3 separate regions of the Homo sapiens genome follow, and all the other regions are linked to region 1. Evidence: read pairs that join two places in POLR2A ChIA-PET (ENCODE). Cell type or tissue: OCI-LY7. All regions are shown on one strand. Links, peaks and the distances in the headings refer to the core of each region. The heading gives the core; the rest is flanking DNA.

Evidence for each region. Peaks named below come from ENCODE experiments on the same cell type or tissue, not always from the same donor. Only the 100,000 strongest peaks of a DNase experiment are listed, where the experiment ranks them.
Region 2: POLR2A ChIA-PET joins it to region 1 with 8 read pairs; 2 of 35 experiments call an interaction of 5 or more read pairs at or near these places.
Region 3: POLR2A ChIA-PET joins it to region 1 with 6 read pairs; 7 of 35 experiments call an interaction of 5 or more read pairs at or near these places.

Annotation. Positions count from the first base shown.
Region 1 is chr1:121,511,877-121,519,990 of GRCh38, forward strand. It overlaps the pseudogene EMBP1. Among named protein-coding and RNA genes, the nearest start is that of SRGAP2-AS1, 120 kb to the left of the region's middle. In OCI-LY7, for the core only: no CTCF peak of the experiment used is centred there; DNase peaks (open chromatin) are centred at 4,865 and 6,145; H3K4me3 peaks cover 2,102 bases; H3K27ac peaks cover 2,513 bases.
Region 2 is chr1:121,423,186-121,431,299 of GRCh38, forward strand. All of the region lies in intron 1 of LINC02798 (long intergenic non-protein coding RNA 2798), which reads left to right. Among named protein-coding and RNA genes, the nearest start is that of SRGAP2-AS1, 29 kb to the left of the region's middle. In OCI-LY7, for the core only: no CTCF peak of the experiment used is centred there; no DNase peak of the experiment used is centred there.
Region 3 is chr1:121,564,538-121,572,651 of GRCh38, forward strand. It overlaps the pseudogene EMBP1. Among named protein-coding and RNA genes, the nearest start is that of SRGAP2-AS1, 170 kb to the left of the region's middle. In OCI-LY7, for the core only: no CTCF peak of the experiment used is centred there; no DNase peak of the experiment used is centred there.

The DNA.
Region 1 (8,114 bases), core at 2,374-6,373:
CTGTCCTCAAGGTCCGTTACCATCTGAGGAATCCTGGGACAGCCAGTAAACAGGTACTTCTCCCACCTCCTCAGTTCTAACTGGGAGACTTTGCTACAGATGGTAAGTATGCTTATCTAATCCTACATGCCTATGCTGCAATATGGAAAGAAAGGGAGTTCCTAACCTCTGGGGAAGCCCCATTAAATACCACAAGGAAATCATGGAGTTATTGCATGCAGTGCAAAAACCCAAGGAGGTGGCAGTCTTACACTGCTGAAGCCATCAAAAAGGGGAAGGAGAGGGGAGAGCAGCAGCATAAGCAGCTGGCAGAGGCAGGCAAAGACCAGCAGAAATGAAAGAGAGAAAGAGACAGAAAGTCAGAGAGAGAGAGAGAGAGAGGAGGAGACAGAGACAAAGAGGGAGTCAGAGAGAGAGAGAAAGAGAGAGATAGAAAGCCAAAGAGAGAGAGGAAGAGACAAAGAGGGAGTCAGAAAGAGAGAAAGAGAGAGACAAAGAAGAAGTCAAAGAGAAAGAGAGATGGAAGTAGTAAAGAAAAAACAGTGTATGCTATTCCTTTAAAAGCCAGGGTAAATTTTAAACCTATAATTGATAATTGAAGGTCTTCTCCATAACCCTATAACACTCCTAACCACCGTGTTGTCAGTGTAAACAAGGGTGTAGCCCAAAAACACTGAGGCCACTGACAACCCATAGCCTTCCTATCAAAACCGTAGCCTTCCTATCAAAAATCCTTAACCCAGCAGGTTTCCTAACAGGGGATCTAAATCTTAATTACTATACAAAGGTCCTATCAGACCTAGGAAGTACTCCCTTCAGAAGTGGATGATAGATGGTTCCTCCCAGGTGATTAAGGGAAAAAGACACAATGGGTATTCAGCAAGTGATAAAGAAACTCTTGTAGAAGCAGATTTAGGAAAATTGCCTAATAACTGGTCTGCTCAAACGTGCCAGTTGTTTGCACTCAGCCAAACCTTATAGTACTTACAGAATCAGGAAGGAGCCATCTATACCAATTCTAAGTTAATATGGACTGAACGAGGTCTTATTAATAGCAAAGAATAATTGAAATCCCAAACTTACAAGGTTTTCAACAATAGTAAAGTTTGCTAAAAGTTAACAGTGTAACATGTATTATCCTACTACCACATGCTCTCAAAGGATTTCTCAGACAGTTCGCAAAAAATAACAAAATCTATCCTTACTCTACAATCCCAAATAGACTCTGGTAGCAGTGACTCTCCAAAACCGCCAAGGCCTAGACCTCCTCACTGCTGAGAAAGGAGGACTCTGCACTTTCTTAGGGGAAGACTGTTGTTTTTACAATAACCAGCCAGGGATAGAAGAAGATGCTGCCTGGCATTTACAGGAAAAGGCTTCTGAAATCAGACAACGCCTTTCAAACTCATACCAACCTCTGGAGTTGGGCAACATGGCTTCTCCCATTTCTAGGTCCTGTTTCAGCCATCTTGCTATTACCTTTGGGCCCTGTGTTTTTAACCTCCTTGTCAAATTTGTTACCTCCAGGATGGATGCCATCAAGCTATAGAGGTCTTACAAATGGAACCCTAAATGAGGTCAACTAACAACTTCTACTGAGGCCCCTGGATCAACTCACTGGCCCTTTGTCTGGCCTAGAGAGTTCTCCTCTGGAGGACGCTACCACTGCAGGCCCCCTTCTTCACCCCTATCCAGCAGGAAGTAGCTAAAGTAGTCATCGCCCAATTCCCACAGCAGTTGAGGTGTCCTATTTGGAGGGGGGATTGACAGGTGAAGCCAGCTGGGCTTCTGGGTCAGGTGGGGACTTGGAGAACTTTTCTGTCTAGCTAGAGGATTGTAAACGCACCAAAGCTCTGTGTCTAGCTAGAGGATTGTAAACACACCAGTCAGCATTCTGTAAAAATGAACCAATCAGCACTCTGTAAAATGGACCAATCAGCACTCTGTAAAATGGACCAATCAGCAGGACATGGGTGGGGCCAAATAAGGGAATAAAAGCTGGCCACCAGAGCCAGTAGTGGCAACCTGCTTGGGTCCCCTTCCATGCTGTGGAAGCGTTATTCTTTCATTCTTCATAATAAATCTTGCTGCTGCTCACTCTTTGGGTCTACACTACCTTTATGAGCTGTAACACCATGAGGGTCTGTGGCTTCATTCCTGAAGTCAGTGAGACCATGAACCCACCAGAAGGAACAAACTCCGTATGTGCCACCTTTAAGGGCTGTAACACTCACCACGAGGTCTGCAGCTTCATTCTTGAAGTCAGCGAGACCAAGAGCCCACCAGAAGGAATAAATTCCGGACACAAACTCAGAATACTCTAATACTATAATTGTAGTGTGCAATCCACTTATAAATCAAATATGAAGCCTCAAAAAGCAAATCTATCAAAAACAATCATAGCTACAGAAACTTGTTAAGAGATAGGTAATATAAAGATATGTAAAGTCAATTAAAATTCAAAATGAGAGAGAAATGAAGTTAAAATGTGGAAGTTTTGTTTTTTCTTTGTTTGTTTCTATTCTTTGTGATCTAAGATAAATTGTCATCTCTTTAAAATAACTTGTTATATCTACAAGACGTTTTTTGTAAACCTCATAGTAACCATAATGCAAAAACCTATAATAGATTCACAAAAATTAAAAAGCAGCAAATTAAAACATACTACCACAGAAAATCACTTAACCACAAAAGGAGAGTCAGAAAAGAAGAAAGGAAGAGAGGAGTTTCAAAATACCAGAAAACAAGCAACATAACGGCAGTAGCAATTCCCTACTTATCAATAATAACACTGGATTTACATGGACTTGATTCTCCAATTAAAAGGCATAGGGTGGCTGAATGGATAAAGAAACAATACCTAACTACATGCTGCCTATAAGAAACCCACTTCACCTCTAAACATATAGATAGACTGAAAGTGAAGGGGTGAAAAAAGATATTGCATGCAACTGGAAACTAAAAAAGAGTGGGAGTAACTATACTTATATTAGAGGAAATAGACTACAAATCAAAGATTGTAAAAAGGGATAAAGAAGTTTACTACATAATGATTAAAAGGTCAATTCAGTAAGAAAATGTAACCATTATATACATCTATGAACCAACACTGATAGGTCTATACAAATATAAGTATAAAAAACTGATTAAAGTAATTGAACGAAACATTTAAATAAGGATATTCTATGTCATGGATTGGAAGAATTAATATTGCTAAAATAACAATACTATCCAAAGCAATTTACAGATTTAATGCAATCCTTATTAAAAAACCAATGCCATTCTTCACAGAAATAGGACAAATGCTAAAATTTATATGAAACCACAAAGACCCTGAAGACCCAAAGCAATTTGGAGCAAAAAAAGAAAAAAAAAAAAAAAAGGCTGGAGGCATCACATTACCTGGCTTCAAAATTTACTGCAAAGATATAATAACCAACTATTCACAATAGTAAAGACATGGAATCTATCCAAATGCCCATCAATGGTAGACTGGATAAAGAAAATGTTGTACATATACACCATGGAATACTATGCAGCCATAAAAAGGAACAAGATCATATCCTTTGTAGGGACATAGACGGAGCTGGAAGCTGTTATCCTCAGCAAACTAATGCAGGGACAGAAAACCAAACACCACATATTCTCAGCTGAATGAGCTTAATGATGAGACCGCATGGACACATACTGGGCCTGTTGGGGGTGGGGTGTTGCAGGAAGGAGAGCATCAGGAAGAATAGCTAATGCATGCTGGGCTTAATACCTAGGTGATGGGATGATCTGTGAAGCAAACCACCATGGCACATACTTACCTACGTAAGAAACCTGCATATTCTGCACATGTACCCTGGAACTTAAAACAAAAATTAAACATTAAAAAAAAAGCTATAGTAACCCAATTAGCCTAGAACTGGCAAGAAAACAGACACATAGACCAATGAAACAGAATAGAGAACCCAGAAATAAACCGATGCATTGACAGCCAACTCATCTTCAACAACAGCACCAAGAGCATACAACAGGAAAAGGAGTGTCTGTTTAATAAATGGTGCTGGGAAAACTAGGTAATTACATGTAGAAGGATGAAACCAGACCCCTATATCTCACCATACACAAAAATAAAATTAAAATGGATTAAAGGTTTAAATCTAAGACCTAGAACTATGACTATGAAACAATTAGATGAAAACTTTGGGGAAGTGTTCCAGGACATTAGTCTGAGCAATGATACTTTGTGTAAGACCTCTAAAGCACAGGCAACCAAGAAAGAATAGACAAATGGGATTGAATCAGGCTAAAAAGCTTCTGCACAGCAAAAGAAACAATCAACAATGATTTAAGGTCCTGTATGGGGGATTTGTTAAAGTATAATCAAAATGGAGGCCACAGTATATCCTTAGGTTAACCACTCATAGCCACATGACCAAAATTTAAGCTATCCTGACTTCCCTGAAATGCAATTTCTAACCATTAACAAAAGTTAAGCTTTCCTTTCTTGTTAGTATGATGAAATTGAACCAATTTGTTACAGACAAATAAGCTTATACAGCTCTACTTGCCCAAAAAGGAATATAAGTTTTTAACAGCCAGTCACAATAGAGGTCAATGCACTTCCTCATTGATGCTTTATAAGCTGCACTGTAACTCTCATGTCAAGTTTCTTACTACTTTTGATTTGAAGTCTTCCGGTTTGTGAACTATTCTTTTGTATGTATGATAACCTGCATATTCCTTTTTTACTTGATCTGACTTTATTTTTACGCGGTCCTCCATGGTGTTTGGGTTTCTCACAGTGTGGCAGTCTCAGGATAATACCGTAGTACTTTTCACCAGGCAGCTGTCTTCTATGAGCAAGGTCTCCAAGAGAAAGGAAGTGGAAGCTCTTGTGGTCTGGAACAGAAAGCCCACACAATCTTTCTCTCTCGCTCTCTCTTTTTTTTTTTGAGACAGAGTTTTGCTCTGTTGCCCTGGCTGGAGTGCAGTGGCGCAATCTTGGCTTACCGCAAGCTCTGCCTCCTGGGTTCAAGCAATTCTCCTGCCTTAGCTTCCCAAGTAGCTGGGATTATAGGCATGTGCCACCACGCCCAGTTAATTTTTTTTTTTTTTTTTTTTTGCATTTTTAGTAGAGATGGGGTTTCACCATATTGGCCAGGCTGGTTTCGAGCTCCTGACCTTGTCATCTGCCTGCCTCAGCCTCCCAAAGTGCTGGAATTACAGGCGCGAGCCACCAGGCCTGGCCAGCCCACACAATATCTCTTCAGCAATATTCAGTAGGTTAGGGGAGTCACAGAGCCCACCCAACTCAAGGGGAGAAAACAAAGGACCCTTATTCCCCCTTTATACACTTCATGATGATGAGAGTATCAAAGTGCTTGTTGCAATATTTATTTCACCAAGGAGGAAAAGGTCAGTTTGGACCAGAAAGGTCAGAAAAAGTTATATAGGGAAGGCAGTTGATAAGCTGGTTTTAAAGGATATGGAGCATTTGAAAAAGTGGAATGTGCATAAGGCTGGAAATATCAAATATCTAAATATAGAACAGGAACAATGATGAAAAGACTTTCAAAATGCTTAGCAAAATGAGAATTATATTTCTTTCTCAACTTTTTTGTTCTAACAGCAAAAGCAACAGTGGGGATCAGCATCAACTTGGGCAAGTAAGTTTTTCTTGTCATAAATAGGCTGATTCAACTGAAAAAAAAATGTTTAAGTAAGTTCAGCTCATTTGAAGACGGGTGAATACTGTGTCTAAGGATTTTATGAGACTAACTGGGAAAAGTCAGTCAGAGTTTAGTTTGAGGTGAGAAGTGCTTAGTGTTGACACTCTACCTAATTATAGGGAAACGTGTGCAGTTAGTCCTGAGACCAGATGCAGGGTAGAAAGAAAGAGGCGTGATGTAGCAGCCATTGATTAGGCAATTTGGGTTTAGCAAGCCCAGTCAATGCCCTCAGAGGGTCAACAGTGTATACAATTTAGTCCTTGAAGGCATCTTTTAAAGTTTCATTCAAAAGATTTTAATCATTGTGACCATAATTTTCTGAGAAGAGGCTTTTCTAAGATTTGTTATTCACAGATAAATAGTTGTCTAATTTGTGTGTGTGTGTGTGTACATGTGTGCATGCGTGCATTCGTGCATGCGTGCCTATCTAGCCTTTTTTGAACACAATGACTGGCACCTGGTAGATAATATGGTTGAATGAATTGTATTATTCATATTCTCTCACTGCCAACTTGAAGAATCTACATCTGTTTCCAAAGTTTTGCGCATATAATACTAAAACAAAAACGGACATGTTTTAGTAATACGTACCAATTACAAATTAACCATTCCTGCCTGGAATAAGCATAGGTTTTGTTAAATAGTTCAATTTTCAAAATTTGTCTCTTATGTTATTTCCAATCCTTTTTTTTTTTTTTAACGCTGATATATTTTGAATTTACGAATGTGAAAGCTGAACTTCAAAAAATAAAGGGAGAGGAAACAAAGCTCGTGAAAAATATTTAAAATATCTTTTAATGCGTTATAACATCCTGGAGAGAAATCAAATCAATGTGTTTCAATGTTACAACATAGATTTCTCCTCCCCTCCCGGATAAAGCACTAATTTATTTAATTTGGTTCAGAGCACTGAATATTCCAAGCTACAGCCTCGTGGGTAAGAGATAGCATTATCTTAAACAGTGTTCGGATTTAACAAAGGTCAACGTCTTGTGCAGTTTACATAGCATCTACTCTCAGTAGCTTTTGCTTCTTGAGCTCTACGTGGCTCCTCAGAAGCTGTTAGGCTTAACAAACAAAAATAAAGTAAAATCAGATACGGTATGGGGCCTTGGGACACTGAAACCTTCATCCGTAGAAAATCAGTTAAGTCTTCACAGGCTAGAAGAGAGGGTGTGTGTGATTAGTAGGCAAAGCAAAGAAAGATCAGTACAAGTTGTCTGGCAGCTGGATAAAACCTTACACCTGCGCAAAAATAAGCCTCCCTCATAAGAAAGCCCAAAGATGTCCGGGGTCGGGGAGGAGGAAAGTGTCTCTCATCTGTCCCATCAACGAAAATTAGTGAAATCTGCCTCAGATGAAGTGCAAAGGCCAGTCTGCAGGGATAGTTTCAACCTCTCCCCACGCGATGGGCTACACATCACCTGCCCAAGCTCTCTCCCGACCTGCTAGAGCCTAGAGGGCGGAGGCCGGAGAGGCTGCAGCCGGGAGTAGCACCGCACATCCGGGAACGCCAGCAGCGGGCTGAGGGCTGCATAACTGATGGAAGGCCGGGCGCGGTAAGAGCGTCTCGGGGAGTAGGGCAAGGCGGCCGGGCCCCTCCCATTCCGCCTTTTCTTCAGCGTCCTGCCCGCGGCACTGGCTGCGGGTGCCGGGCCACCTGCGAGTGTGCGGAGGGATTCCGGACACCCGCGGCGGCGAGCTGAGGGAGCAGTCTCCACGAGAACTGAGGCGGACCCTCTGGCGCCATGCGCGCCCTCCCCGGCCTGCTGGGGGCGAGGGCGCCTACGCCCCGGCTGCTTCTCCTCCTCCAGTGCCTTCTCGCCGCCGCGCGCCCAAGCTCGGCGGACGGCAGTGCCCCAGGTGTGATGGGTACAGGGGCCAGGGTAGGGAGGGCGGAGGGCGCGCGAGGCTCGGGTCCCCGCGGGCAGAGGGCATCGCTGGCGCTCCGGGCAGGGTTGGCGGGGAGAGGCGCGGGGATGCTGGTGAGGGCGGGTGGCGAGAGTCGGCGGCAGCCTCCCATTGGCTACGTTTGTGTCACCTGAGCTGAACCCTGGAACTGGTGCCGCTCGCGCTCCCGCGCTCTTTGGGGGCGAGTCTTAAACAAACAGCGCCCCGCGAGTCGGGCGCGTAGGTATCAGGGCAGAGTCTGGTGTTTCCTAGGAAGACGGCAGTGGGGTGTGTGGGTGGATGCAGGGACCAGATAGCGATTTGGCTTGTGCAAATGTGGCATGAATTTTGAAAGCCACATTTCCCCAAGGCCTACTCCCTTTTCTTGATTCGAGAGTGAGGCTCGAGTATCAGCTCCTTCCCTCCTTTTGTCAGGTGGGTTGGCTTTGAGGAATTTTTTTTTTCTTTTTTCTTTTTGAGACGGAGTTTTGCTCTTGTTGCTCA
Region 2 (8,114 bases), core at 2,015-6,014, 89 kb before region 1:
AGAATGACAAGGTTCGTAAATTGTCAACTGAAGAATGACAAGGTTCATAAATTTGGAGAGGAGAGCTTTATTTCTCATAAAGGGCTGCAGCCTTCAGGGTGCCATTCTGACAGGCTGGGAATTGTAGCCTATAGCCAGAAACCAGAAACGGACACTTCCAGGGAGGGAAAACTGGAACAGGAATCTATGTTGGGCAGGGTGGCAAGTGTACACATTCCATAAGGTATGGGAGGAGTCATGTATATTTGTGAAAGGAGAACTATGCTTATGTGCAGTTGAGCGTCTCAGCCCTCATGGGTCCCACATACAAAAAAACAGCAGCATTAGCATGATCCGAGGGTAGAGTTTTCGGCCCTCTGACGCCAAAAGATGAAGCAGAGGACATGAAAATCCTTACGGCCCGTTCTCCATAGACTGGTCAGTACTACTCCGGGGTCGGTGGTCTTTTTTCAGGTGGTTGGTTGATATCTGTGGTAGAGTCCTTTGAGAGGGCTCCTTTCTTTTTAGCCCCTAGGAAGGAAAGCCTAATGGTGGTTAGCCATTAGTAAGGGAGGGGGTCTAATGAGTGGTGTCCAACCTCCTATCCTGTCATGGCTGAGAATTCAGTTTTCAAGGTTTCTCTGGGGTCCAACTTGGCCAAGAAACGGTCCATTCAGTCTGTTGGGGGGTGTAGAATTTTATTTTTAGTTTACACTATTAAATGTTTCTTTCTGAGAAACTGGATTTGTCAACCTCTTTCTTCTGTCTCTCGCTGCTGAACAATGAGGCATCACACCCCACACTTCTGAGTTGTGTCATTAGCTGCTCGGGAAGTTCTGTCTCAGGCATTCCACAGAACTTCATCTGATTATGGACATGATGGGAAGAACCACAGCCCCTATGTGTCCCTTCAATGTAGGTCTGGACACTTGGGCTGCTGCAGGTCCCCTTGTGACTAGGAAGTGAGGGCTGTGCTGGAGCCCAGCTGACACCTGGGAAGGCTGAGACAGCCAGCAGTGTAAGCAGATGAGGCCCCAGAGGGACAGTGATGTGGAAGTGTTCCAATGAGCAGGCTATCAAAGCAGACTTGAATGTGAGGATCTGGACAGGTGCACACAGTGGATTCTATGCTCTGAATTAGAACAGTCTAGAAGGCAATTGAGCATTTGAAACTGTAACATAACGTTACAATTTTTTTTTCAATTTTTTTTTTGAAATTGCATAGTGGTGGTCGGAAAAGAAAGGAAAATTTTTCCTTCTGGACTATTTTGGGAAAGGGGTTTATTGCTTCAAGCTAATAATGATATTTGGAAACTAATTGTGGATTTATCCTAAAGAAAACAATCTACAGGCCTTTCTCATGAAGGTTCAAATTAAATTACTTTTAATGTCATTATTATACTCTGTATCCACCCTGAGTCCACTTATACTACTTCATCAAATGACAGAATTGTACATTTCAGAGTATTAATCTGCAAAACCAATATTGAGGTTCTGGTTTGTTCACATTTGCAACACAGTCCTCAGTTAAAAATGAAAAAACAGAAAGAACCACTGCAACATCTAACATCATTTTTATGTACGCAAGATGTTGTGCTAACATAAGTTTTAAATCAAAGCTGTACAACACCTTAACCAATACAGATTTAATAAAGTTTAAATGGAGATATAATTCTCATAAGTGAACTACATTTTATTTTTATTTATTTACATTTTAGAAACAGGGTCTTACTCTGTTGCCCAGGCTAGAGTGCAGTGGTGTCATCATAGCTCACTGCAGCCTCAAACTCCTGGGCTCAAGCAGTCATCCTGCCTCAGACTCCTGAGTAGCTGGAGCTACAGACAAGTACCACGACACCCAGCTGATTTTTAAATTATTGTTATTATTATTATTTTTAGTAGAGACAAAGGTTTCCCTGTGTGGCCTAGGCTGGTCTCCAACTCCTGAGCTCAAGCAGTCCTTTCGCCTTGGCCCCCTGAAGTGCTGGGATTACAGGCATGAGCCACCAGGCTTGGCCTTATACAATGTATGAAATGCTACAGCATTTGTAAGTAAACTAGTCTTACTTAACTTACAATTTTTGACATATCAACACTTTTCCATGTAGAGTTTTATAATTGTTTCGTTTCCTTAAAGTACACTTGTGCTAGTGTTTGATAAAACCCCTTTAGTTATACGGTTCTAAGAAAAAAACTGCATAGTCTTAGCAAAGAAGAAAAGTTCGAGCATCAGTAAAACCTTATATGCTGCTTCTCCATTTCTCCTCAAAATTTGTTTTCATTTTAGGGCAAGCACATCTGCATGTACTTTCCTGATTCTTTCAGTTCCCAAGTATTCTAATTTTATTTTATTTTTTCATCAAGAATAAACCAGAAAAAAATACCTTGTTTCAGTTTTTGTAATGCTAGGAAACTTTCATTATTTCAGAGGAAAATTCTGGGGCACATGTAAAGTCATGGGTTGCCTTGGGAAACAAATTCTATTAAACATTCCAGGTCTATTTAGCACAGGTAAATATAATCAGGATGAATTGCATAATTATGCATAAAATGCCAGATATTTTATACAAATGGGAAAAGATGAGATATGAGAAAGTAAGACTAGAGAAATAAGGTTACAAAACTGGTCAGTGACCAAAGGAGGTCTAGAATTTGGAAAATCTATGGCTGACTACGTTTTTGTTCTCCCCAAGCCCATTTTATTGCAAATAAATTTTTGCTTAGATCTGACCTTAAACTTCAATGAAGGGAGAAAAAAATATTCCCTGTAGGCTAATTTAGAGTTATCTCAGCAGTGTTTACCTCCATCCAGCAGTGTTTACATTTCATTCTAAGGTTGGCAAAGCAGGGATTTCTAGATCAAAAGCTCAATATCTTTGAGTCTTTAATCAATATAGAAGTTAGTTTCAGAGAAACTATCCTATTTGATTACAATTTATGTTCTGTGCTTTGGATTCATTTCTATAATTAAAAATTATACCAGGCACTTTTCACTGGATACACATACATTTGCACACACGTGCTTGTGCACATACACACCAGCGTATACACTCAGATGACATCACAAATCTTGGTCATGAAAAACTGGGTAGGTCTTCCTGGGGCAAAATGCAGATAATGGATAACAAAGAGAGACTGTATTTGTGTCACCATTCTTTATATCCTAGGTGAGATTACTCCTGTCTCCAATTCTCAATTATTAATTCTGATTTTTTGCACATGAATTACTCTGAAAGTTACAATTTGAAATTGGGTAGAAAATCCTTAATAACATTACTGACTCATTGGTAATTAAATATGGAGCTTCCATATTTAATTCAAGTAATTCCCAAACTTGAAAGGAAGAACTACTAATGAAGGTTTTTATGCATAAGATAATACACTGTTTACTAATGTTCAAACCACACAAATACTTGTGAAGCTACAAAAATTTAGTCAATATATTTAAAATCTATTATTAAAATATGTTATCAGCCCAGCTAAGTGGCTCACACTTGTAATCCAAGCACTTTGGGAGGCTGAGGTGGGAAGATCACTTTAGACCAGGAGTGGAGTTTTGACACCAGCCTGGTCAACAGAGTGAGACCCAGGCTCTACCAAAAAAAAAAAAAAAAATTAGACACTCATGGTGGAGCATGCCTGTAGTCCCAGTTAGTTGGGAGGCTGAGGTGGGAGAATTGCTTGAGCTCAGGAGTTCGATGCTGCAAGGAGCTATGATTGCATCATTGTGCTCCACCCAGGGCTCTGCAAGACCCTGTCTAAAAAATAAATTTGAAAAATTAATTTAAAAAATAAATAAAATATGTATAAAACACTTCATGTGTTCCAAAAGAAAAAGTAGGATAAAAAAATCTGTATGCTAATTATCCAGCTTAAAAAGAAATCAATCTGAAAACAGCTAAAGCCGATTATAACTCTTTAATAGCATCATGCTTTCTTCAACTTCTGAGGCTACCACTTTTATGAAATTTTTTATTATTGCCATGAATGTAAGATTGATTATCCACACACATGTGTACTTATACATAGATTAAAGGTCTTACAATTATATATTTAAAACATTGTGCTGTGTATATTTTTGGCATTTGTTTTTGTTCAACTTTAAATTTGTAAGGTTCACCCATATTGGTATCTATAGCTTGGATTTATTCATCTTCTCTGTTATGCAACATTTTATTATATGGATCCAGCACAATTATTTATCAATTTTCCAATTGATGGATCTTTCAGATATTTTTCTATTACAAAAAGTGCTGCAATTGTTTTATTTACTAGATGGGTTGCTGTTCTTGTGACTTGCAAAAACTTACGCAAGTTTTTTTTTTTTAGTTCTATTTGTGGATGTTTATCTATGGTCTGTCATATTTTTTTCAAGCACATTTATTTCCTTCCATCACTTATGAATTCAAATTCAGAATTATGTGTATATATACTGCCATATATTTCATTTACATAAAGGAAAGAAATGAGATATTTTATAAACCAAATTAGGGAAGAACTCAGAGGGGAGCAGAAGAGAAGAAATTGTTTGGTTAGTTGGTTTTAATTATTTTAATTTTCCCCCACTGCTCTACCCTTGCAACCTAAAACTGTACCTAGAAAGAGCTTAATACATTTTTGTTAAACTAATGAATAAATTTATAAATATTATTAGTATTTTGTAGTTTGGGAGTCTAACTTAAAATAGCTTCTGTATTTTTTTTTGTTTCCAAACTTTCTATTAAAATAAGAAAAAGACAATGCTCACACTACCATTAACACCTAGGATGACAGTAACTCTACTGCTAGAATCTGAGAAGAATATTTGTCATCCATAGGCTAATACAACCAGTTGGAAAAATGCGATGGATAATCCATTGGTGAGAGAACATCTGAAGTGGTACTTTGCTATCTTCTAAAGGTGGGTTGAGAGCTATGGTGCATGAGAGCCAGACTGCTCATAATGGTTTGTCAAGTCAAGAGCTGCATTATCAGGAATTTTGAAAGTTGCTTGTTAAACTACTTAAATCTTGAAATCAGCCATGGTGAGAGTGTTTACTCCCATTTCGATGGGATCATCACAGGCTACAAATCAGGACTCTCCCCTTTTGTTAAACATTTATGAACACATTACTCATCCTATCTTTACTTCCTTCCTCTGCATTACACCAATCAGAATTCTAAATGTCTGTTATGCTACTACACATGTACTGCTTTTAAGGCAGCAGGAATATTTTTGAGCCCTTCACTTGTGCTTGTCTTTTTTTGTTGTTCAACTGGATACTATAAATTCCAGAAAACAATGTGGGGAGAAATAGAGCAAGAGGGCCTACACTGGCACAAGGTGCCAATAAGTTGTGGGTGGGTTTAAAGTCTTATAGGTCAGACATGATTTGGGGAGGGGATGGGTGGACCAGTCAAGCCCACCTTGAATAGAATTGCATTCCCAAATCATACAGCTACTTAGTAGAGAAGTAATGGGATGGATGTTGGAAACCAACCAAGATGTTTACTTCAGCCTAGCTTACCCTACTGAAATTGACTCATTCTATCCACTCAACCTGATTTCTCAGGATTCTATAATATGCACCAAAATTGGGTTATTTTTACAATATTCTTATTCTTCAAACTGTTTCCTTTACATAGATCATGACCTCATTTACCCTAATTTACCTATTTACCTTTGATCCTCCTTTTCCTGTCTAGTCTGATCTCTTCCTCCCCATACCCCTATAGGAAAATTACCTGTTGGTGCAGCCATGTTTATGCCTCTGTGCATTAAAAAAAGTTGTACACTGATATGTATTTTTCTATATTCTCATTTAAATTATCTTTCTATATCTCACATTCTTGAGACTCTAATCTTTTTTTTTTTCTTTTTTTTAGATAGAGTCTTGCTCTGTCACCAGCCGGAGTGCAATGGCACGATCTCGGCTCACCACAACCTCCGCCCCCTGGGTTCAAGTGATTCTCCTGCCTCAGCCTCCTGAGTAGCTGGGACTACAGGTGCACACCACGCCCAGCTACTTTTTGTATTTTTAGTAGAGACGGGGTTTCACCATATTGGCCAGGGTGGCCTCAATCTCTTGACCTTGTGATCCACTCACCTCAGCCCTCCAAAGTGCTGGGATTACAGGTGTGAGCCACCGTGCCCAGCCAAGACTCTAATCTTTCTATAGTGTTTGCTTAATCTAATTCATGGTAATTTATTTCTGCGATTTCCATGTTTTCTTTTTTAATTGCTACTTTATTTTACTGAGGCTTTTCCCTACATTTTATCTGAGAGAACACTGTGGCCTGTCTTTAAGAAACAGCTTTGAAGTAGATTTACCAGGTGGTTTAATGGTAATCCCTGTCTTAGGAATAATATGATGTATATTGTTAAAATTAACAGTATATTCATTTTAACCTCAAACCTGGGATAGCCATAGGACTAAAATTTCTCTTTGGAGATATATACGTCTAAAACATAGAGCCTAGACAGAGACAGACAAACTTCTTTGCTATCTTCCTGTGATTTTAGGCAATTAGAAAATTTAATCATCTATCAAATGTGTAGACTTTTGAGGGTACCTGCTCTGCTCCATTCTCTCAGTTCCCATTCTTTGCCATGCATAGGTTGCATAGGCCATGCTTGTCCTCTGTCTCATCTTGTAAATACAACTTGAGTTTTGAAAATACTGGGAGGAAAAGTACATCGCCTCAGGTTCTGCTTGCATGCTTACCCTTTGGTTTTTGGTTTCCATCTTATTTCTGGTACCTACAGGTTTCCTTTTCTTTGTTGAAAACGTAGCTATGCATTTAAAACTTTTTGTTAATTGTTACCAACCCATTTTGTTATATGTTAACCATGTTATATATTACATTTAGTTATTTACACTTTTAGAGTTTCTAGTTATCTTAATCAACCATCCTGCTAAAAATTGAAGTTGCATTTTGTATATCTTTAAGAATTATTTGAAAAGATAATTTATCCTCTTAATGGGAATGACAATGACTAGCAAGCTTATTTTGATAAAATTAGATGCTGTTTTCTATACTGCTAAAATATAATGTTTTTAAAATGTGCACCACATAAAATGTGCCACTGTACATATGTAATGGCTTTTAATTTGTAGATTTCTTCCTAAATTTAATAAATCAATTAAAAATGTGACTTAAAGTAAAACTAAAAATGTCACAAGAGTATATGGAGACAAAATATACTAGAAGAATATAGCTTTGTGGACAATTTGGGGAAAATATGACAGGAATTTTTTCTCAATGTGTATGACTTAAATCATACTCTAGCTAAAAAGCAAGTTGTACAGGTAGTTGGATAAAGTCCTGCCAGCCTGCAACAATGCTGACATAGCAGTCACATTTCAATGTGGTTTCATAAACATTTGCGATGCTTCTAATATATGCCAGGCACTTTTCTCAGACCAGGGCATTCCAAAATACCATGATTATTTTTAATGATCTTACTTACTTACTGGAGAACCCAGTGTGAGAACAACATATAAAAAATGCAAATCCGTAGTGACGATGCAGTACTAATAGCATGTAGAAGGGATGGATGCAATATAGGGAAGGAAGATCTCATTGAGGAGTTTGCATCCTAGCAAGAGTTTTAAAGATAATTAAGGTTTTGACATGTCAACTAGTAAGTTTCAGACACAGTGAAAGCACCCAACATGATGCACAGCTTCCTGGAAATGATACTTAGTTGAGATGATCTATATCGAAGAGTTAGGTTAATATGGTTTCAGAGTCCTAGCCAGAGAATCTTGAAAGATGAGTCCTTGCTGGTTAGTTTGATTTACCTATTCATCAAGAAGAAACAAATTCAAAAACTGAAGCAGGTCTCCCATATAAGAGAAGAACAATGATTTAGAAAATGTAAAATTTATATGCTAGGGTTTGTTAGTTGCTGACAGAAAGTTAAGAAGAAATGTGAGTTAACTGGGGTAGACACCTGCTTTGCACCAATGTAGATGAATGTAGCATGTCGTCAGATGGTTGTATGATCAGTACTCAGTAATAGGCTTCCTTCTCTGTATATTTCATTTTTGGAGTGGTGGTTTCAATTTTGGCCTCTGGAGTCACATGCCTTAGCCTCGAATCCCAGCTCCACCACTTATAAGTTCCATGACCTTAGAAAATTGCCTAACCTC
Region 3 (8,114 bases), core at 2,015-6,014, 52 kb after region 1:
AATGTTGTTGGCATTATCTTATAGCTTTCACTGAAAAACTATATCATGTATCTTTTATGTACTATGATAGGAATGGATTTTAATGTCTCCTCACATTAGGTTCCTGTTGGTGTTCAAATGAATAAATATGTGATCAATGGAACATATGCTAATGAAACAAAGCTGAAGATAACACAACTTTTGGAGGAAGATGGGGGATTTTACTGGTGCCATGCACTATTCCAATTAGACGAGAGTGAAGAACACATTGAGCTTGTGGTGCTGAGCTATTTGGTGCCCCTCAAACCATTTCTTGCAATAGTGGCTGAGGTGATTCTTTTAGTGGCCACCATTCTGCTTTGTGAAAAGTACACACAAAAGAAAAAGAAGCACTCAGGTGGGATTTCTTTTTTTTTTGTTTTGTTTTTTTCGAAAGTATTATCAGTTAATTATAAGTATTATTTACTTATGATATGGATTATGATTTGATACATTGCAATGACTTTAGGATTTTTGGGGAAAATCTTCATTTTCTTATTTGGAGCAGTATTTAGGTTTACAACAATGGTGACAGTGAGCTGGAAACATATCAATGGTCTTCCTGTTTCAATTCCTGAAAAAACTTAGTATTAAAAATGCCTTTTTTCTTTCTCTTCCCTGCCCCCTGCCCAACCCCCCACCTTTTTTTTTTGGTGCTACTGGTACCTAAGTACCAATTAGGTGATATGTATTCTGGCACTGGAATATTCGGAAAATCTATGATAGCTTAATATAAAAAGTCTCAAAGAAACAATTTTTCTTTCACTTAGATTATCATTTAAAAAATATTTTATTAACCATTCCAGAGTTCTCATTAAAGAGAGACCATCCTGTCATTTCCTATTTTTGCAGCCTGTGCCTGATGGGTTACAGGTTGATAAAGCAGTAATCCTAGAGAAAATTGACCTTACATCCTGTGTTCTTTCCTGATTTTATACTAAATTTTTAATGATTTAAATAATGACAAACTAAGCAGTCATGTTTTTGAAAATATCAGGCCACTAAACTATGTTTGATCAGAAATGCAGATAAGGTCTGTAGTGCAACTAAAGGAGGTGTAGGTGTTTAAGGTAGCATGTCTCTCCTTCATTCCAAACAAGAGAAACAGCATAGTACTTTCTTACTTAGGAAGGAGGTTTAATTGAGCATATACGTTCCATAAAAATGACAAACCAACTTCATAGTCAAATTCTTCTTTTGTTACACAGATGAGGGGAAAGAATTTGAGCAGATTGAACAGCTGTAAGTATTATTTTTTACAGATTAATTTTCGCTTGAGTAAAATACAGGGAAATATAAAATTGAATGAAATGTTTGCAGTTGGGGGAAAAAAGGCAGAGGAGTATTTTCTGTATATGCCCACGTGGTGGTGGAAAGTGGCATTCCAAGTCTGCCTGCCTGCGTGAGAATTCTTCTTCATCACTTACTACCTGCACTTCTCTGTACTTCAGCTTTCTTCTCTACAAAATGGATTTAATAATAGTACTCACCATATGAGGTTGTTGGATGGAATGAATATTATATATGTGTAAATGCATAGCATAGGTTATGGTGCACAGGTGTGCAGTAACCATCAGGAAGTATTTAATATTATTTTTTTAAAGCAATAGTTCTCAAGCCTGGCAATTTTTGATCACTTAAGAGTCTCTTTAAAAATACAGTTGCTCAGACCTTGCTGAATCTCCTGGACCAGAACCTCTTGGGTTGGGTCTGTGGCATCTGTATTTCTTGAAGACATCTACAAATGGTTTTGATCCTCTGTCTGTTGAAAATCACTGGCCTAGAATTCTATTAGTTATTATTATTCAGAGAACACAAATTATGTCACAGGTTCTCTTACACAGCCTTTGTTTAGAGTTAAGCATGAGTAGGTCTGGAAATAAAATCACCAGGGATGTAATTTAGTTTGGCAAAGATGGGAGTTCCGGATTCCTCCAAGCCAGAGAACTGAGTATGGAGGCTAGTGACAGAGGTGTCTAAGACTGGGATTAAAGCCTGAGCAATAGAGCCAAGGGCTGGGGGCCAGGAAAACGAGGCTAGATTAAAGTTGCTGCAAGAAACCTGAGACGTGGAAGGCCTGAGCAAGTATAACTAACACAAAATGGCACTTAGAGTTTATCAGCCAACAGGAGCTCTATGGAGTGAGTGTTATAGGCACGGATAGCAGGAGTGGAGCAGACAGTTGTCATTTAGATGTTTGTAGACATTATTCAAATAATCATGTTCACTCTGTTCACATAGGCTGGTAAAATAAACCAATATGATATGAGCTTCCAAGTTAAGGGCACAAAATAACTACGTCAGAAATCCTATAACACCAGATAGAGAAAAGCAGTGTTGTCTTAGAATCATAGACTCGCATAGTTGGAAGGGAATTGTATCTCTCCCAAGGGAATCCCTTCTCTTTCTGGAGAATGTAGACATCTTATTTATGTTGATTTGAACTTCTAATCTTTCCTGTTTCCATGTATTGGCCTTTTTCTTGTTCTTAGCATCATATAACAAACGTGACAGTCATTGACATACCTTGCTCGGATTCCTCTATTCTCTGAGCTGTGCCTCCCACTGTCTCTAACCATTCCTCTGAGCTCACATTTGGAAGTTGCATTCTGATTTAAAACACACTCTGAAAGGATGGTGCCAGAACAGTGTGGAATGGACCATCACTTCTGAACAATGTAAAATGGATTCAATCTATAGTGTAAAAGATGAATTATTTTTCTGAAAATTGGGTTAATGTACATCATTTTGCTCATCTTGTACAGCACCATAAGGATCACTGAAGGTGTTTAGTTTTTCTTTAGGTTATTTCACTATCTTTAGATTGTATACAGATATCAAGGACACTTGAACTCATTCAGAACAATGAGCTTTTTGGTGCCCCTCAAACCATTTCTTGCAATAGTTGCTGAGGTGTTTTCTTAGTGGCCATTATTCTGCTTTTGAAGAGTACACACAAAAGAAAAAAGCACTCAGGTGGGATTTCTTTTTTTTAGAAAATATTATCAGTTAATTATAAGTAACACTGTCTTATGATATGCATTATGATGTGATAATTGAAGCCTGCCCCCAAGACCTTGAAGGGCAAGGTATTCATTATGCGTACTGGTTATTTAGTTTTCGTCAATCTTTAGAATCTGAGGCCCACATTTGTAGTCCTGCTCTGATAAACTTTGGGTGGAAAAAGAACCATTTTTAAAACCTCTATTTCAGTGTAATAAGCATACAAATGTATAGCACCAATATCACACATGTTGGTTGACCTCCTAATTGGCTATTAGCTTGCATGTTTCCAAAACCACACATAAGTTATGGTCTTTATGCCCAAGTCCTCACTTATGCTTGGGGAGAAGCAATTCTCCCTGTGCATAAAATCAACAAGCCTTTGTCACTATCATTTGTGGTAACAGCTCCTCTTCAAGCAATGCCATAAAAATAAATTCAACATTGTAAGTAAAACATTTTTAGGAAGAAAGAATTCTGTCTGTATTGACATTTTACATTTTAACCTGATAGCCATATCAGTGATGTACTGACTTAATTTTATATAATATAAGCATTTAGTAATTTTCTTTTTTGTTTTCTGTACAGGAAATCAGATGATAGCAATGGTATAGAAAATAATGTCCCCAGGCATAGAAAAAATGTAAGTTACTTCTGAATGATATTCCAAATAAAAGGTAAAATTCAATATACATAGGCTATCTATTAATCAATTACTTTTTTTAGTTCCATAAAAGATCTGGTCATTTATGATGTGCTCAAATATGCTTGTTTACACTATTATAGGGGAAAATATGCAGTATAGTTATACAAAAATAAATACTTTCCTTTTCCACCAGAGGACACATAGCAACCAATCTAGAAGTAAATCTTTTGCAGTGGCTACATATTTTATTTTATCACCATGGACTAGTTTCTTTTACAATTTTTCATGTAGCTTTATTTGTTTTCCTCCCAAATTTTCTGGATTTTCTGTTATTTTAGTTTCATGTATTCCCATGTATTTGGGGGTGTAAACTTATGCATATAAGCTAACTTTCTTTGCTGATTAGATTCAAAATTTTTAGTTCATCAACATTACAGTAGGAGCTCTTTGTTTTGGTAGTAGATTGGATCCCTCACTTCCCAGTATTTTTTGCTTTGCTAAAGTGATAGTAAGTTACTGTAAAATAACCAGAACATACTAATTATATTTGATTATGCTTTATTTAACTCAGGAGTCTCTGGGCCAGTGAATACAAAACATCATGTCGAGAATCATTGGAAGATATACAGAGTTCGTATTTCAGCTTTGTTTATCCTTCCTATTAAGAGCCTCTGAGTTTTTAGTTTTAAAAGGATGAAAAGCTTATGCAACATGCTCAGCAGGAGCTTCATCAATGATATATGCTATCTCAGATCTAAAGGTATATTTTCATTCTATAATTATGTTACATAAAAGCAATGTAAATCAGAATAAATATGTTAGACCAGAATAAAATTAATTATATTCTGGTCTCCAAAGGACACACAGAACAGATATCAGCAGAATCACTTAATATTTCATAGAACAAAAATCACTCAAAACCTGTCTATAACCAAAGAATTCATGAAAAAGCCTTTGTCATTTGTCTTAGAAAGTTATTTTTTAAAAAAATCATGCTTACTATTAGTATCTATGGAAGTATATGTAACAATTTTTATGTAAAGGTCATCTTTCTGTGATAGTGAAAAAATATGTCTTTACTAAGTTGAAATGAATACTTTCTGCCTTTGCTAATGATAGTTATTCTATAATCTCCACAAGAAAAACATACCTTTTATCCAGAAATATTGGTTTAAGGCAAATAAATAAAACTGTGCTTGCTCTAAAGCTCTGCACTACAAAAGCAAATTTTCCAGTCTTTATTCCACTCATAACCACTGCTTTCCCCACCAGGCTAAAGTGCTTCTTAGTCTTTAGGTAGGGTTTTGAACTTCATAAGGTACACCGTTGTTCATGTTTTAGGGTGCAGGTCTGTATAGTTGTAATACTTAAAATACTGCTATACTGATGCTTTTGTGGCTCATGGTTTCCTGCTGTCTTTGATTTAACACCTGGCTTCCTGGTATCTATGACTGGTTAAATATCTAAACCTGCATTATTAGTGCTTTACAATAATAATTCCCTTGACTGAAGTCCAGAAGTACTAAAGTACTTCTTTTTTATTGCTGTGAATGCCTTAGACTTACCTTCAAAAGTAGGATACTTCATTTCTATTGCATATATAACTGAAATATTTTATAAACTCACTGTAATCAAATCTTATAAAATCTGAATCGACACGAAAAGTTGTCAGTGCTTGAATGAAATACTAAAATCATGCCACAGGATACTAGATAATGTAAATGACCATGATGTGTCCTTGGAGCTGATGGGTGTAGTGTCCCACTGCTCACAGGGCAACAACTTTAATAACAGAAGCAAAAAGTGGTGGTGTGGAACCCAAGATTCTTGGCGACTAGGGGATTTAAAGGTTGGGGAGGAGGAATTCAATGATTTGAAAAGAAATACTTTATAAAAATTTGCTCCATGTATTGGCTAAGAAAAATATAATAAAATTTGGTAGTGAAAATTATATCGCTAATGTTTACCAGTATTACTAGTATGAATAATACACATAAGGTAGTGACTTGGAAGCTGCTCAATACTTCGTTGCTATAACAAAATGCAATATTTTGTTGTAAAGCATCTTAACTACACATATAAGTTTGCTGAACTTGAATACATCCCAGTAATGGCAAACTTTATTTTATTCTTGGTTTTCATTTTATTCTGGTCTCAGGGCCATACATTTATTTTAGTTTAATTAATTATTATTTTGACAACATTACTCGGGTGATATCTATATAATGGTAGATAACCAATCAGTTAGCTTAATTAATCTAAACTATTTGAATTCAGGGAAATATTAGTCAAATCTGCTGTTTGACTAAATACAATTCAAAGCAATATATTTGTGACTGGGAATATAGAACACAAGGAAACAAATGCGTAGCCCATCTGCAGTATGCATTCTTCCATTTTACAACCACTAACCATTGAGGCTGATACAATTTTCAAGCAAGAAGCATTGCTTCCCAAAGGTAAAATAATCAGAAATATTTCTATAGTAAATTGAATTTTTAATTGGCAATACTGCTTATTTTTTTCTAGCAAAGACAATTTATTTCAGTAACCTTAAATAGGAAAAGTACTCAAAAATTAAAGTTGATTTTTTGGCTTTTTGTAGTCTCTCTAGAGGTCTTCTAGAAAATTACCACTGTTGGATTTTAATCTGCTTCCATTAACCAATCTTACAGAGATGATAAATGGATTAATACTGACCAACTATAAATTGACTGCAAATAATAAGCCACATAAAAGCTGAAGTAGGAAAACTACTCCAAGTTTATATATTAGGCACCTTGGGGAATTCTCTTAGTCTTTCCAGCTAACAAGGATTTTCAGCATAATAAGTAGATTTAATGATGGCATAAAATTCCCAGATACTTTCATATACATTTTTTGCCAAAGTGTAAATCTTCTCCTTTTGCAGTCTTTTTATTATCCCAACATCTAGCTGCTCAGGCCCCAATCTAGAACTCATTCTGATATTTTCTTCTTCTGTATTAATTAATACTTATGGGTCATGAATCCCTGCTCCTTTGACCTTTTTAATAGCTCATGAATCCACCCCATTGCCTCCCCAACTCTGCCCACACCAGCTGCAACAGCTAATGCCTTGATTTTCCTACCTCAGTCTCCTTTTCTATTAATCCCTCTTTTGCATGGCTGCTTGAGTCCACTTTCTCAAACACAAACCTCACTATGCAACTTTGGAATCTCTGTAGGCTTACCTTTGCCATTTCTTAATATTGCATTCTCCAAATTGCTAATCTCTATCCAGTCTCTTGAACTAGACTTGGTACATGGAGATTCCGCTCAGAAAGTGCTCTTCACACTTCTACCTGCTTGACTAACCCCAGATTATCTTTCAAGACTTTAATCTGATCTTGTGTCTTAGAGAAGCCCCCATACCTAGTAGAGCATGTACCATCTTACATGCTTAAGTAACTCCACATTTATTTGTGTTTATTACTCTGTGTTATAAATATACATTTGTTGGTCTCTCTCTTGGATTATTTTCTTTCTTTGTCCTGTAACTACCACTGAAAGGGTGCAATACAGATGTCTTGAAATGTGTGTTGAATGGATGAATATATAAATAAAAATGAAATTTTGTAAATTTCTACTTATTCTTAGAAAAACAATCTAAATTGTGACAAATCAGAATTGAAAAAAATATTCTAATAAAGAAAAACAAGCTTTTATAGCTTCAGTATTTGCTTCTTTTACTTTGAAAAACACATAGAATAGTATAAAGGTCTAGTCATATTTTCTGTAATAATGAATTAGTGTCTTGTGAGCAAAACGAGTTCTAATTCTAAACTATTACTAACTATTACACAGATTGTGTTGCTTTCAACTTATTTAAATTTCCTTTGTTCTTCATGTTTCATGGACAGTACAAATGCAAACCTTATTTTTATCCTTTATTCTAATAAGATAATGCATTGATTTTTAAATGTAAGGAATTTTAGGCCAGGCATGGTGGCTCACACCTATAATCTCAGAACTTTGGGAGGCCAAGGAGGATGGATCACATGAGGATAGGAACTTGAGACCAGCCTGGGCAACATAGTAAGACTCTGTCTGTACAAAAAATAAAAAAGAAATTAGCCAGGCATGGTACTTGCCTGTAGCTCCAGCTACTTGGGTGGCTGAGGCGGGAGGATTACTTGAGCCCAGGAGTTTGATGCTGCACTGAGCTATGATTGCCACTGCACTTCAGCCTGGGAGACAGAGGAAGACCCTGTATCTGTTCCCCCCGAAATTTAGCGATTGTATTCCTTTACATCATACAGTAGAGAGTTGATGTTTGTGTTCACTCCACTAACCTCATTCCACGTTCCCCTGCCAGTATACTTCAGAATATCTCAGATCCAATTCAAAATTTCATCTTAAAAGGTAGAATTATTTTCACAGTTTCACAGTTTAGTTTTGATTACTGAAAGCATTTCTTTCATTTTGT